Linked DNA regions of Mus musculus: region 2 is linked to region 1. A link is a loop called in an ENCODE intact Hi-C map of the cell type or tissue named here. Cell type or tissue: left cerebral cortex. All regions are shown on one strand. Each heading gives the region's core, and the rest is flanking DNA. Links, peaks and the distances in the headings are about the cores only.

Region 1 (2,924 bases), core at 203-2,702:
TTGAGTGTAGAATATAACCATGTTGTTGAAATTAACTTACAGTAAATTGTAAAATAATACATAGTAATTTTCCCTAGTTTTAAATAAATCATCTCATCGCCTTTCTTGCAAAAATATAATATACTGATAAACTAAATAATAATAAATTTTGTTTTTCTTTTTAGACAGCTTTTTATTTTTATTTTATGTGTATGGGTTTTTTTTTTTTTTTTTTTTTTTTGACCATGTGTGTGCTTTGTTGCTAGAGTCCAGAAGATGACGTCAGACTTCCTAGAACTGGAAATACAGATGGTTGTAAACCAAGATTTTGGTGCTGCAAACCAAGTTACATCCTTGAGAAGTGTAGCCAATGCTCTTTAACTTCCGCCATTTCTCTTTCCCCTAAAGCTATAGGTATTACTTTTTAACTCGGATGGTATATTTGCCAATCTAGTAGAACATATGCATTTATCAGCTTGGATTCACTATGTTTCCCTGCCAGTGGATGATAATAGTCTTTCATGATTTCCTTTGTCATTCATCATCGAAAGTAGAGAAGGGACTATGCACAGGAATGGGTTAGAAGCTTGATCAGAATATCAGCATCCCCGGCAGTTTCAGACTTGCTTGTATAAGAAGCTGAACTTCTTGATATCTTACTTTCTCTCTATGAAATGTTATCACCAGACCATTCATAAGATGACTGCTGCTAATACAAATGTTTATGAGAGTTGAACAGCATTGAGCTCATACTAAAACTTCTTCCTGCTATGCTATCATGTCCCTTGAACTCCAAGGTGATAAGATGAGGTCATTCAATGAGACACTTAAACCTAGGAAATAGATGATGAAACTGAGACTCAGAGGAGGGTGCCCATTTGATGTAAGAGCAAATGGTGTCTATTTGGTCCGCATGCACTAAGTATGAAGAGAATGATGATTTTAAAAAGGAAGCATGGTCTTTGAGTCAGAGATCTGGCTTAAGCCCACCTCAGTCAATTATTTTCAATCTTTGAAATTTTGAAACATTTTAATTTCCAGCTTTATCACTTGTCAACTAATGTTTGTAAGAATACACCCTAAATATATATAATGAATGAAGCAGGATTGAATATCAAATACATACATAATTTTATGACATCCAATCTATGACAGTCAACTTGGCATACCTGTTAAATTCAAACTAAACTTTTCATCAGTAGGTATATTTCTATTAAGTAAGCTGAAATTCCATGTACAATACCAATAGCATCAGCATTTAACAATAGTAACAGAAAAAACAAAGGGACTCTACCTAATAGGAAATGTTTCTTAGTTCTACTTTACAAGGCCATGATGGATATTGAAGTCATTTGAATTTTAAGGTTCCAGAAAACTGCATTTGAAATAAATGCCCTCAACACACTTTTTTTTATATTACGTCATTTCATACATCCATAAAAGGAGTGGATTTTTTTTTGTGTGTGTGGTAGTTTTTCTCATGGAACAGCTCAGCCAACCTAAGAGTAGAGGAATCTCTTATAGACCTTTCTTTGTAGTACTGTCTTTCTTGAACTTATCATCCCAGTATGCCTCCCACTTGCTTTTCTTCATCTTCTAAGCTTGGGGCTGTCTCCATGTGACCTAGATTTACAATTGTTGCATATTATACACATAGAAGGGTATTCTTTGTCTCTGTGTGCCAGGCTGGTAGCCAGATGTACATCACCCATTTAAATATACCATCTGGAGCTCCTTGTGTCTGCTCTCCCTACTGTAGCATTCTCACACCTGCACTTTTCCTTTAGCTTTGCAGGCATTCCTAGATTTTGCCAGCCCTGGCATTTTTCAGCAACAATGTATTTTCTGACAGTTTCATTGAAAGAAAGTAAAGCTTAACACCTTTCAACTCTGATATTGCCTTTGGCTCCTGCACAGGCATCTGTCATTACAGGTTCTATTTTGGGGGTTCAGGGAGTCACACAGTTTGGAAGACTACACTGTGCCAGAAATCAACATCAATCCTATTCTGTCATTCTTCTGCATACTACTTTCCAATGGTGTCCATCATGCCCATACTATCTGGAAATCCTTAAATATAATAGCCTGCATGTGTGGAACTCTTTGATCCTTCAACAATATCTGATAACCAAAGTCTCTTTGCTCCAACCACAGTGACCCAGTTTCTGTTTCACTTCCAACCAGCAAAGATTTCTTTTTCAGGTTTATGCTGTTTTGTGTCAAAAATATTCTCTGACTTCATGCAACTATACGTGCATGTTTCCCAGCTTTTTATTTAAACATCACATCCTTGGGAGAGTTTTTTTTTGTTGTTGTTTTTTTTTGTTTCTTTTTTTATGAATTCCTAACGTACCTTAACTATTGAAATCCATTCTGTCATGCAAAGCTAATTATGTGTAAACCACACCTACGTTTTGTTTGTTTGAGTTTTTCTTTGTAAAATTATTATATTTAAGGGGTTATATTATATATAAGGGCTGTTTGTTACTCTTATTTAGAATTTATATTCCATGGTTATAAAGAACTTCTAAATATGTTTTGTTTGTTTTACCTTCCAAAGAATAATAGAGTCCTATACATTGTGTAATCCCTGCAAATTTTTAATGATCATTATTTGATTTCAGAATGGAAACTTTCAACTCAGTCATGTCTTGATTCTCATAAAATCAAGTGTTTTACTTTAATATTCTTTTGGGTTGAGACACAAAGATGTTACATCTTTTGCTAGAATTTTAATCTAGAAAGAGCAAACTTCTGTATTTTTGGCAGTTATGTAAACAGTACTGGCTAAGTGAGTGGCAGTGATCCTACTGATCCTACATTCCCCCAACCATAACTTTTTTTTTTGAAGTGGAGATGAGTCTGTCACTCTTCTATCTCTTCATTTTAGACATTGTTATACCAGAGGGTTATTTTAGTATGTATATACAGGCAAAATTATTACA
Region 2 (2,924 bases), core at 91-2,590, 530 kb before region 1:
GGAGACAATGAACAAGGTAGTGTGGTGGTTTGAATGAGAAAAGTTCTTGGAGGCTCATGTATTTGAAGGTTTAGTTACTAGACAGTGGAACTCTATGGGAAGGGTTAGGAGTTTTGACCTTCTCGGAATAAGTGTGGCCTTGATAGAGATCATGTGTCACTGGCATAAGGCTTGAGATTTCAAAAGCCCATGTCAAATCCAGGTACATTCCCCACCCAGTAAATGGTGTAACCCCCTGAAGCTATAAGCAAGCCCTGTAATAAATGCATTTTTTTCCTCTATAAGTTTCCTTAGTCACAGTGTCGTTTTACAGTAATAGAACAACAAGCAAAATAGGCAGGGAAGATGAGAAAGGATTAGAGACCGAGTAAATTAGAGGAAGACAATGAGTACATTTTACTTTGGGCTGGGTGAAAAAAAAAATCATGTCATGTTTGCTATTTTCCTTATGGTGAGGAAGAGCCAAGTGTTTGAGATTTTTATAGAAGCTGCAATTTAGAGATTGTAAAGATAGAGGGAAAAGATATTGCTGACAAACAGTATCCTCAGTGTTAGAAGATTCTAGAAACCCAGATTTTCTAGAATTTGGAAACAGACAGAAAGATCATTTTTATTCAAGAGCCTCTCCAGTTGAGACCCAAGGATGATACAGGACTGGGTATTGAATTGATGAGCTGCATTGCCTCATTTCTCTTTGGAAGCTCATATTCACCTGAGCTAGAACCTTGCAGATAATATACACAGCTCAAGGAAACGGAGTCCCACAGGGCATACTCCACAGCCAGATCTATGCAGTTTAAGTCTTAACCCTCCTGCAGATCTCTCTTTCCCTGCAAACAGACTTCCTCGGTTTAAATGTTCCAGTGCATTCTCTCTTCTTGACTTTTTTCCTCTGTGGTACTAAATTGCCTTAGGTATCCACCTGCAACCTTTTGAAATTAACCTACCCACATAGTTAAAACAATTGCAACAGTAGTGTTCTATTCTAGGACTGTGTCTGGAGACAATGTTAGCTACAGGAAATAAGCCCTTCAGTACCTCCAGGAATCCTGTGATTCAGATTTGAGGGGGGGGCGTTGTCAGACTCCCCCTGTCTCCCATGTTTAAGATGTTGGCTTTTATTATTTTATTGCTAGCAACCTAGAAATGGGAAAGAGAAAAAGAAAACTATGCCATTCTGAAAATAAGTGACCCAATTTTAGCCCCAGATGAAAGGGAAAGAAAAATCAGAAGAGAACAAGCCAATCTGTGGGAAGAGCAGCCATCTGTGCTTTGAATTAATGTAAGTTAGCAAACTTCCTCACGTCGGAAGCAGAAAGGGCATATTGGAGGACAATTCTGGCAAATGCAGCATGTAGGCAGTTCTGAGAAGGGACCCTCACCTTACTGTGTCTGCATCTTATAACTGGTCTAGACAATTTTGGAGATGTTGGTGAAGGTATTTTGAGTATCTGAGTTCTAAACACAAGTCTTACCTTGGGGACTCTCCATCAGAATCACTGCCTCAAGCACTGAGTGCCAATTCACCTCCTGAAATTAGGTGGAGTAGGAAAAGGAAACCTTAAATCCTGTGCCTGTGTCATTCTTTAGACATAAACACAAGGAGCACAGAAAGCAAAGCGAGCTGCACAGATTTAGGAGAGGACAGCGATCTGCTATGTTAATAAATAAAGACACATGCAAGAAGTGCTATTTAAGATGATACATGGAATGTTCTTTATTGATGTGGCTGTAAGATGAACCAGTTTTGGTGAGAATGAACTCCTTTGAATTAATTGTGGCTCTTTTGGAAGAACAAACATAAGGCCAGTTCTGCAAGCAGAAGGAAAATACTATATGTACTGTTTTGTGGGCTAGTAGCAACATTGTTTTAGAATTAGGAGGGCTGGATTAATTAAGGACTTGCACAGTGTTTATTACAGAGAAGTTGCTCAATCTTCATAGAAAAATAAGTAAGTCCAATTCTGACAAGAATTGTGCAGGTATTTCCAATACCTGAGCCTGGAGATTATTTCCCAAAATGAGGACCAGAGAAGGCACATGATGCACTTTAGTATCCAGGAAGGGGTGAAAAACTAAATGTGTTAATATTTCAGTTTTTGGAATTTTAAGACACTGTCTAAAAACCTTGGTAACATGGACTGTGGTTTTAATCGCATAATTTCATGTTTAGTTGCTCCTAGGTTCTAAATCCCCTCAAAGTCCTTGGCCACTTTACTAAATTCTTGCACAAGTTTTAGCTTTTTATTTGCTTGTGTCCCTGGGAGGTTTATTACACTGGCTTCATAAAGGGATGCCTAGCTATGTGTACCCTGGCATTGCTGTTTCTTCTCTTCTTGTTAAGCAGTCTAGTGGACAATAACATTAGTATTTCCAGCTTATAGAAGAAGCTTACATTTGAAAGAACATCACCACTGGAGTAAACTTTGGAGATGTCTTGCCTGGCTTTAAATCCTGGTCTCCTGCTCACCTGCTGTGTGCTTTTGAGCAAGTAGGTTGACCTCTTTGTCACTCAGATTCTTCTTCTGCAAAATGAACTAATATCTAAGCATTTTGCATGTGGAAGTAATAAAACTGAAGGAGCTGCTATGTTGCACCCAAAGAAAGCTTTCTATAAATATTAGCCATCCCCATTATACTAGAGGGGTTAAACATCTTTCTTTTATATGCCAGCATCTTCTGGAAAAGGTATGCTGGTCTTGTCCAGAGCCAGTGGTCTCCTGATTTCCATCATCAGGTGTGTAGGAATAACATTTTGTATTGTTTTATGAAAATAATTAAAGGCTGTGGAGTGTACCATCTTTAAGATTAAATTATCCCAGTCTAGAAAGAATCTGAAAATTCATTTCAAAATTGAAAGCTGTCAAATCATTATAAACATTTGGTTGTTCCTGTAATTGACAATGAAAGGTAGGTATTCGTTA

What was found. Peaks named below come from ENCODE experiments on the same cell type or tissue, not always from the same donor. Only the 100,000 strongest peaks of a DNase experiment are listed, where the experiment ranks them.
Region 2: a loop joins it to region 1, with 2.4 times the contacts of the local background. A loop is called at or near these places in 2 of 42 quality-filtered maps.

Annotation. Positions count from the first base shown.
Region 1 is chr5:40,401,671-40,404,594 of GRCm38, reverse strand. No RefSeq gene overlaps it. Among named protein-coding and RNA genes, the nearest start is that of Gm35191, 420 kb to the right of the region's middle. In left cerebral cortex, for the core only: no CTCF peak of the experiment used is centred there; a DNase peak (open chromatin) is centred at 1,693.
Region 2 is chr5:40,927,652-40,930,575 of GRCm38, reverse strand. No RefSeq gene overlaps it. Among named protein-coding and RNA genes, the nearest start is that of Gm35380, 690 kb to the left of the region's middle. In left cerebral cortex, for the core only: no CTCF peak of the experiment used is centred there; DNase peaks (open chromatin) are centred at 187, 496 and 1,224; H3K27ac peaks cover 1,443 bases.